Linked DNA regions of Homo sapiens: all the other regions are linked to region 1. The links are chromatin contacts, found by Hi-C or POLR2A ChIA-PET in ENCODE. All regions are on one chromosome and are shown on one strand. Each heading gives the region's core, a stretch centred on a gene start or an enhancer-like site at or near the end of the contact. The rest is flanking DNA. Distances are from core to core; before and after follow the strand shown.

What was found. Hi-C counts contacts between places; a loop is a spot of excess contacts on that map. ChIA-PET counts read pairs that join two places held with the same protein, here RNA polymerase II (POLR2A). Pooled maps may share reads with other maps.
Region 2: a loop to region 1 is called in a map of body of pancreas, with 2.3 times the contacts of the local background. The contact joins two enhancer-like sites. A Hi-C loop is called at or near these places in 3 of 168 maps with a recorded cell type or tissue (aorta, body of pancreas and posterior vena cava), 3 of 37 single-sample maps with no recorded cell type and 7 of 50 pooled maps. POLR2A ChIA-PET finds 5 or more read pairs at or near these places in 2 of 52 experiments (IMR-90 and K562).
Region 3: a map of heart left ventricle shows a loop between it and region 1 (2.1-fold over the local background). The contact joins two enhancer-like sites. A Hi-C loop is called at or near these places in 2 of 168 maps with a recorded cell type or tissue (chondrocyte and heart left ventricle) and 3 of 50 pooled maps. POLR2A ChIA-PET finds 5 or more read pairs at or near these places in 1 of 52 experiments (GM12878).

What each region holds. Positions count from the first base shown.
Region 1 is chr9:38,169,457-38,172,613 of GRCh38, reverse strand. No RefSeq gene overlaps it. Among named protein-coding and RNA genes, the nearest start is that of SHB, 100 kb to the right of the region's middle. RefSeq lists an enhancer at 868-2,067. Within about 2 kb of position 1,558, at least 5 of the 41 ENCODE cell types and tissues checked have a DNase peak (open chromatin) inside an H3K27ac peak, as active enhancers do.
Region 2 is chr9:38,337,678-38,340,834 of GRCh38, reverse strand. The region is part of intron 1 of LOC107987065 (a long non-coding RNA gene); the gene reads right to left. Among named protein-coding and RNA genes, the nearest start is that of ALDH1B1, 53 kb to the left of the region's middle. RefSeq lists an enhancer at 1,385-1,474. Within about 2 kb of position 1,559, at least 2 of the 41 ENCODE cell types and tissues checked have a DNase peak (open chromatin) inside an H3K27ac peak, as active enhancers do.
Region 3 is chr9:38,317,405-38,320,561 of GRCh38, reverse strand. The region is part of intron 1 of LOC107987065 (a long non-coding RNA gene); the gene reads right to left. Among named protein-coding and RNA genes, the nearest start is that of ALDH1B1, 74 kb to the left of the region's middle. RefSeq lists an enhancer at 1,180-1,519. Within about 2 kb of position 1,466, at least 5 of the 41 ENCODE cell types and tissues checked have a DNase peak (open chromatin) inside an H3K27ac peak, as active enhancers do.

The DNA of each region.
Region 1 (3,157 bases), core at 309-2,808:
GTCCCCTCAAGGAGTCTGCAGGCCCTCAGGGGTACAGGAAGTTATGAGCTAAAACAATTTCTCCTAATTGCTGAACCAGACAACCCAAACAGAACCCTGGGTTTGAGATTCTCATACAGAAATCAGCTCATTCTAATTATTGGGTCAGCTAAGACTCCACCCTAGACCAGGGTCTCCCAAAGTGGCTTTCTCAAAGCACTATTTCTATAAAATGTTAATAGGTGTTTCTGAAAATAGGGTTCCAATTAAAATAAACTTGAGATATGCATAGTAAACAGAGTGGCAGGTTTCTTTCCTGCAGGACTTCTTGGCATCTGGCATGCTAATTGCCTATTATTCAGTCAATCATTGGGCATACACTGAGTATCTGCTGTGTGCCAAGCATTGTGGAAACAGAGATTCCCACATGGTCCATGTCTGCAAGCTTACGGTGAGTTTTATAATACCTTAGTACTCAGTACCGGCAACATCAGATGAAAACTTGTTAGACATGCAGGCTCTCCAGCCTTGCCTCCACACTTACTGAATCAGAATCTGCATTGTAACACACTTCCTGCATGATTAAAGTATGAAAAGCCCTGGAATAATGCATTGCTAGGAGAGAAAAGGAAGGAAAAAAGAATGGCTGAACTGGGAAGCCGGGAACTTTGCTATGGAACCCAGGTAAAACCATGGGCAACCAAACTGGGGAGGGGCACATTGTCCTCACTTCAGCTTAGACAGTGAGGCTCAAGCCAGGAGGACTGAGAAGAATGCAGTTCCATTTTGGCATCAATATTTGTTGAGGCAAGGTTCAACTTTGAGGAAAAGAATGTTAGAAATAAATTTTCAGTGCTGCAAAAGAAATAGCACTCGAACATAAATTTAATTTTCTCACCAAGGCAATTTTACTTCTAGAGAAGGGTGCAACTCATAGATGGAGCAATGGCAAGAGCACACCTGAACAAGGGAGGAGAAGGGGTTTTTATTCCTGATGCAGGTAGCCCTTACTGCTGTGTCGTTCCACTATTGGCTAGGGTTGGTCCGCACAGTTTAAGCTAATTCCGATTGGCTATTTTAAAGAGAGCAGGCATACGAGTCGGAGTGGCAGGGTGAGTAGTTTGGCAGGAGGGATGGTTACAGAACAGATGACTCAGGATGACTCAGGTCAGAGCAAGTGACCAGGGGTGAATCAGGACGGAGCAGGTTATACAGGCTAGTAGGAGGTAGTTTACTGAAACTAGGGGCAAGGAGACAAAGAGAACGAGGAAGTTAAACTTTAAAATGAAGAAAAAGAACAGGGGAGCTGTGTTAGATATAGTGAACTCCAAGTTTCTCTTCAAAGAATCAGTATGTCAGTATGGTCAGCTCTCTTATTCTTTGTTCTTCATTTTAAAGTTTAACTTCCTGGTTCTCTTCAATCTTTTGTCTCTAGTTTCAGTAAACAACTTTCCCACCAGTTCTAATCAGTAGTTCACATCTGTTCCCCTGGTCACCTGCTTTGACCTGAGTCACCCCTGGTCACCTGCTCCATCCTGACTCATCCTGAGTCACTTGTTCCGTAACCGTCCTTTCCGCCAAACTACTCACCCCACCACTCTGACTCATACCCTTGCTCTCTTTAAAATAGCCAATCAGAAATTAGCTTAGACTGTGTGATCCAACCCTAGCCAATAGGGGAACAATACAGCAGTAGGGGCTAGCTGCATCAGGAATAAAAACCCCTTCCCCTCCCTTGTTCAGGTGTGCTCTCGCGATTGCTCCATCTGCAAGTTGCACCCTTCTATAGAAGTAAAAATTGCCTTGCTGAGAAAATTAAATTTATGCTCGAGTGCTATTTCTTTTGTAGCATCAAAAATTTATTTATAACAGCTAAACATACTGATATATTGGTTCTTTGGAGAGGATCTCAGAACTCATTGTACTTAACAATTTACAGGCTAAAACCTTTGAAAAGGAATTTATTATATCCTACAAGAAAAACCCCAAATAATAGTCTCTTAAACAAGATAAAATGTTTACCCTTCTCTTACTTTCAAGAAGTCTAGCAGTTAGAAGTACTGGGCTGGTATGACATACTACAGGATCAAGGACCCATGTTTTTTCTATCTCATTACTATACCACGCATGGCTTCCATTTCCAAAGTCAACTCATGGTCCAAGATGGCTGCCAGATCTCCAGACATTACAGCTGCACTCTAGCAAGCAGAAAGTGAGGGAAAAGCCTGTTGTTTTTTTTTGTTTGTTTGTTTGTTTTTTTTGACAGAGTCTTGCTCTGTCACCAGGTTGGAGTGCAGTGGCGCAATCTCGGCTCACTGCAAATCTCCACCTCCTGGGTTCAAGCAATTCTCCTGCCTCAGCCTTCCAAGTAGCTGGAACTACAGGTGCGCACCATCATGCCCGGCTAATTTTTGTATTTTTAGTAGAGGCTGGGTTTCTCCACGTTGGCCAAGATGGTCTTGATCTCTTGACCTCATGATCCTCCCACCTCAGCCTCCCAAAGTGCTGGGATTACAGGCATGAGCCACTGCGCCCGGCCATCTTCCTGCTTTTAAAGGCACTTCCTTAACAATTATACACAATGTCTACTTATATCTCATTTGCTTCAACTTAATCACACAACCACACCTAGCTGCAAGGGAGGCTAGGGAATGTCCTCTTTATCCCAGGTGGCTATTCACCCAGTTAAAAATCAGAAGTCTGCTACTATAAGCCATAGCATCTTTCAGGATCATGTTTGGGAACACTAAGATATGTAACTGACAACCAAAATGAGTAACTGAGACAAAAGTCTCAATCACTGAGGGTTATTAAGCCAGCTTTAGGGTACATCTAGGAGAAAACATGAGCCACAGACACATTTGTGACTGTTTTTCCAAAGAGGTTTTCAGGAGGTTTAGGATTTATACATTTCCTTGAAGAGGGGGAAAGGCATGTAGGGTAGGCAGTAAGGTAAACAGTTACATTCTTGTGAGACTTCAGTTAGTGCCCAGTAAATCTACATTTTACATAAGATAAGGTGAATGTCTAAAGAAAAAAAGGAAGTAAAGGAAGAATCAATTATCCAGTCTCTGGGTAGGTAGAGGAAATGACTCTTGACTTTGTTCTGCACCTGGGAAGATAAGCTTGTAATAGACACTATCAGTGTGGAGTTTTAGGAGCTAGACTTAGATTGTTG
Region 2 (3,157 bases), core at 310-2,809, 170 kb before region 1:
CCCATTCAAGACTAGAGCTGGGCAGCACTGAATGTGTACAGGGGATGGCAAGTCCCAGGACACACAGCTAGTGAAGCTCATGAGGCTGGAAAGGCAGGCGAGAGCCTGGCCTCACAGGGCCTCGAGTGCCAGTGTATTAGTCTGCCAATAAGGATATACCCAAGACTGGGTAATTGATAAAGAAAAAGAGGTTTAATGATCTCACAGTTCTGCATGGCTGGGGAGGCCTCACAATCATGGCGGAAGATGGAGGAACATTGGCACCTCTTACATGGTGGCAGACGAGAGCATGTGCGGGGGAACTGCCCTTTATAAACCCATCAGATCTCCTGAGACTTATTCACTATCATGAGAACAGCACAGGAAAACTGTCCCCCATGATTCCATTACCTCCCACCAGGTCCCTCCCATGACACATGGGGATTATGGGAGCTATAATTCAAGATGAGATTTGGGTGGGGACAAAGCCAAACCATATCGGCCAGACAGAGCCGCCCAGCCTTTATCCTGAAGACAGATTCTGGGGAGCCCTAGTGGGGACCCAGTAACTTATTGGAAGGCCATGCCAGGGGGATGGGGCGCAAGGAGCACCTAGGAGACTAATATAAGAATCTTAGCTCAGGGTGGGAGGGAGGGTCCTCAGATAGGTGTGAATGCTCAGTTCACTCACTCATGACTCTGCCCTTGCCAGCTGGGAGCCCTTGAGCAAATCACTTACCATCTATAATCTCAGTCTTTCTCCTGTTCAGTGGGGCTTGGTGGTGGTGCTAACTCCATTGTAGAGTTGTGGGGCTCACCCCAGAAAACACACCCAACACCCTTGATATGGACCTCCTTGTGCTGCCCAAACCTCCATGCTCCCCTCTCACTATCCAGTGACTTCCACCCCATCAGGTGGACATGTTGGGTCCCTTCATTGTCCTTCCATCCACACCTGTGGCCCCCCTGCAAAAGCAACTTCTCTTTCCTGTTGTCTCTCTATCCTTTCCCAGCAAGGGCTTCTGATGTGTGCTCCCAGCATCCCCACATTCTTCAAAAGACGTGTTTGGAAACAAGAAATTGCTAGAGAGATGATTCAGTCCTTGGCCTCAGCTTGTGTCTGGACATAAGCAGGCCCATCTGTGGAGGCCGCACTGCCAAATTCTGTCACTCTTGCTCCATATGGTCTGTGCCCCCCTCTATCTCCCTCCCAGAAGCTGCAGTCTGTGCCTGTCTCTCACTCTGCTTTGGTTGCTACATGGAAAATTCAGCAAGGGATGTCTTGACTCTAGTGAGCAGGCATCTCTGCTCCTCTCCTGCCTTGCCTGGGACCACTATGGGGGCAAATATTGGGGGTGGGGCGTTCTGGGCTCCTTTGGAACCTCTTCCTTCTTGTCCACATAGGGCCACAGTGTGGAGTCCTAGAGCTGAGAGGAACAGAGGGAGGCTGTCAGCTCCTGCCTTGGAAGTAGAGGTCTCTGTGGCAGAAAGTAACTTCCTGAAATGCTGGCTCTGTCGTTCACGGGTCCAGTTCCCTTGTCCTAAACAGTGATGTCAGACAGCCTCTTTCAACCACAGCCTTGCTGGCAGGAAGCTGGACTTGGCACTAAAAGACCTCAATTCATATCAAGCTGTGTGACCTTGTGTTATTGGTTAACCTCTCTGAGTCATCTTGTGACAGTTGTGAACTGCGAGTGGTTATTCATGCCTTGTTCACCTCCTAGGTTGGTTGTTGGGGTCTAATAAGATGCCCATTGTGAAAGAGCTTGGTAAGCAGTAGGGGAGCAAATCTCAAAGTGTGGTCCCTGGGCCATCAGCCATAGCATTACCTAGGAATTCAGGAATAATGTAGACCTACTGGTCCTGAAGCTCTGGGGGTGGAGCCCAGCAATGTGGATTTCCACAAGCTTTCTGGTGACTTCAATGCCCACTAAAGCTTAAGAAGCTCTGGGAAGATGAGCATATGGATGAGACCATCCCCATCTCCTCATCAGTATATTGGCTCAGAGAGTCACCTTAAGTGTGCCGGGGCCTGTGCCACGTTTGGCTGTGTAAATATTTCATTGCAAACAGTCTAAGGTTTAAAGATCTGTGTGATTTCATCTGGGCAAATCCATTTCAAAATAAATTCATGATGTTTATGGGCAGAGAGAAAAAGCAACTTCCCAGGGAGATTTAAACCCAGGATGGCAAACTCAAAGCCTTCGGGAGCTAAGCAGGTGATGCGAATGTGGGAAGAGGTTGGGGTAGGACAGGGAGAGGCAGAGTCTGGCTGTGCTGCAGAGCTCAGCCCTTACCTAATGGCATTAAAAAATAACAAAAACCCTGATCTGGCCAAACAAAACACATATGTTAGACAGATCTGGTTCAAGGTCTGCCAGTTTTTAACTGGTACAAATGCTGAGGGGTGGGGAGGAGAAAAGAGATTTGGTCTCAACAAAGCTATGCATTGGCCACAGACTTAGTTGCCCTGGAAAATAGTGTTTGGCATGCAGTTATAATTCCCAGGTTCCGCCTGGGTTAACAATGGCATGATTTCATTAATTTGCTTGTTTATTTATTCCACACAAACTCTTTTCTAGGGCCCATGCTAGGTTCTGTGGCCCCAAAGCTGAATTAGACACTTTCTCTCGAGGGACTGGACATGTCTGTGGATGCCTCCTGTCCATCGTTTTACAGCATTCTGTGGAGTGCTACTTGACGAGCTACTGGGTATTCCACGGGGAAAGTGGTCCAGGGTTAGCTAAGCATGGAAAGCGCCTAGTTAAACAAAGTTACTTCACTGCAGGACTTCTCAGAGCCGTTGCTATGCTAATGTGTATTACACATTAAATGACCTCAAAGTGTCTGGGCCTCTCTGGGGTTCCTGATGGGCCTGTATGTCCTGACCTGTACTGGGGCTGGTGAGTAGATGTGGGATCCCCTAGAGGTGTGGCAGGGCCAGGGACCTGCTGCGCTTAGGCTTGGAGGGGTCTTCTTCCCCTGGGACCTTCAGGATCTGCAGTGAGACACTGAGGGGACAGTCCTCAAGGGGTGGATTTCACTTTCTGTGGCAGTAAGAGAGCTCAAAGGGTTTAATGCAGAGGTCCCCTGGTTCCATTTGCATTTGAGAAATATGACCGTGCTGGGGACGGGGAGGAGGGATCCACATCGGAGAATGGAGAACTGTCAGTGTCCC
Region 3 (3,157 bases), core at 217-2,716, 150 kb before region 1:
GCAACCTCCACCTCCCAGGTTCAAGTGATTCTCCTGCCTCAGCCTCCCAAGTAGCTGGGATTACAGATGCCCACCACCACGCCTAGCTAATTTTAAATATATTTTTAGTAGAAATGAGATTTCATCATGTTTGCCAGGCTGGTCTTAAACTGCTGACCTCAAATGATCCACCTGCCTCGGCCTCCCAAAGTGTTGGGATTACAGGTGTGAGCCACTGCGCCCGGCTTACTTTTGTCATTTTAATCTGTACTTCTTTGAGCACTGTCTTTCTTTTAAGTGAATTTCTAGTCCAAGTCTCCTGCACATTTACTATTAGGTTGTTTTTTTTTTTATTGAGTCATAGAAAGCTCTTTATACATGAACACTATTAACCTTTTGTATGTAATAAATGTTGAAAATGTTTTCCCTCAATTTGTCATTTGTACTTTAGTTTTATTTGTAATGTCTTTTGCCTTACAGACATTTCAAATATTTATGTAGTTAAACCTTGTCATTTATTATTTCCAGATTTATTTTTACTTTACCACCTTGTTTTTTAACTACCAGTTAATGATTTTACTCTCTAGTTAATCATGAGTTACTTGGGGGCATAGGCTGCCTCTTACTCACATCTGTAGATCTTTCTCAAGAAATCACTCACCCTAGAGCCCTGGCTATGATAAGTGCTCCGTAAATAAGCACATGTTTAAATTTTATTGAATCGACAGAGTTCAGTGTGCTGTAAAATAAGCAAACATAGAAAATGTAATTCCAAGATTGAAGTTGAGGGAAAAGCTCCAAGGTGCTTTGGCATACAAAACAAAATGCATGGTGAATTAAAACTGTAATTTCAATCGATATATGGAGTAAGATCACGGTTAAATTCAGCTGGCAATAGAAAATTATTAAAAAGATCACAAGAAATGTGTTCTATATTGGTTTCACTTTAAAAGCTGTTTTTGTCCCTGAATTATCTGCTTTCAGAATCAGAGTTTAATACGGAAGAGTCATAGTTTAATATAAAAATAGTCACAGTTTAATATAAAAAGTCAGAATTTAATATAAAAATAACAAAGTGGGGAGTTCAGATGGTAATCTGGATCTCATGTAAAACACATGCCCGGTGACTGGGGCCACTTTAACTACCCTGTGTCTGCTCTTTGCTGGTGACAGTCTACACTGATTGCAGAACACATGGGGAAAAGGAAAGACAGGCTCTTAAGTACGAGAACTGCACACCTCAAGCTGTAATATGCTGCTGTTGTTTACATTCTTAATGCTGCTCATCGAAACTTGGAAGGCATGTGATGTTGGGGAAATCCCTGGGCCTCATTTTGGCTGTTTTAAAAACAAAGCGGGTTCACTGCATGATCTCGGCAGTTCGTCCTGAAACTGAGGTCCTTGGAGCGTACGAGACTCTTCCTGTGAAATGATTTCCAGGGCCCTGCCTTTGTGGAATTCCCCTGTGATTCCATCTGAGGTGTGAAGGCAAACCCATCACAGTTGTTACCAGCTGTTCTGTGAGGCTGCGCTGGGAGCCCCCAAGAGCATCAACACCGACGTCTGTATAAGTTAAATTAAATTCCAGGATCTGGTGTGAAGCTGGAACAGGCCTTGATGTTTTTATCTGTCTGCTGCTGAATTCCTCTGGGGCCTATCGCCTCAGCTGAGAGCACACGAGGGAAAGGGAATGGAGTGGAAGGGACAGTTTTCTCTCTTTTATTTATGTAGGTTAATAATCATTTTATTATATAAATTATACCCTGGTCACTTCCTAAAAGGACTGAAGATAATTCATGAGTTCACTTGAATTATGGTACTCTATCCCTGCCCTATGCCAGACCCAATGCTGGAGGCTTGGGGAAAGAGAAACACATGAAAAAAATCTGATACTGTGTCTTACATGGTATTAGAGAGGCCTTGGGGTATACAGGGTTATGGGGACACATGGAAAGAAAAAGCAATTCTGATGGTCCAGAGGTGGGCATGGAGGGGAAGAGAGAGGGAAAGGGGATGTCAATTTCTTGAGTACCTTTTAGGAAGGAATATGTCATCATGACCAAGGGCACAGGATTTGGCGACAGGTAAGACTGGGTTCAACTTATTTAAACCTCAGTTTTCTCATCAGCAAAATGGAGTAATAATAGAATTTCCTTTATTGGGTTGGTAGGCAGATTAAGTGAAAAAGGCATATAAAGCACTTAGCCATGCTTAGTGTCCAGCACATGGCAAGCATACCATATGTGGTCACTGCTTTTATTATTATTCTGCTTATCAGTCAGTCAGATGCACTTACTATCGAAGACTGCATTGTACTTGGTTTACAGATGAGGAAACAAAGGCTCAGAGAGCTTATATAATTTGCCCAAGGCCACTCAGCTTGAAAATGGCAGAAGCAAAATTCCAATGAACTTCAAAGCCCATTTTCTTCCCACTGCTGTGCTGTGCTGCTGCTGAAGGAAGGTTCCCCAAAGACCTGATATTTGAGTTGGGTGTTAAGGAATGAATAGAGGTTGCTTTGTGGGCCTTAGAGAAAAGGAAATGCTCTACAACCCTCCAGCCTCAAAGAGGTGGATTTGGCCAACAAGCTGAATGAACTCAGAAGTGGATTCTTCCCTCAGAGACTCCAGAATGGAGTGCAGCCTGGCTGACACCTTGAGTTCAGCAGACCCGAGCAGAGGACACGGTCATCCCATGCTCAGGCTTCTGACCTACAGAACCGCAAACAAGCAAATGGGTATTGTTTTAGGCTGATAAATGTATGGTCATTGGTTATGCAGCAATAGAAAATGAATACAATGATTCAAATATAAAAAGAACATGTATCAAACACTTCATTTAACTCAGTAAATGAGGGGATCCATCCGCTGTTACAACTCACTCAAAGGAGAATTCACAGAACTGCACAAGTAGGCAATCAAGAATGTTGAAATAGATACAAATGTCATCAACATCCCCAGAGCAATAAGCAATTGCATCTCCAGTGGGTAAAATTCATTTGTGCTTTTTTTTTTTTTTTTTAAAGACGGAGTCTTACTCTGTTGCCTAGGCTGGAGCGCAGTGGCACAATCTCGGCTCACTGCAACCTCTGCCTCCCGGGTTCAAGCGATTCTCCTGCCTCAGCCTCCCACGTAGCTGGGGCTATAGGCCCCTGCCGCCACGCCCGGCTAATTTTTTT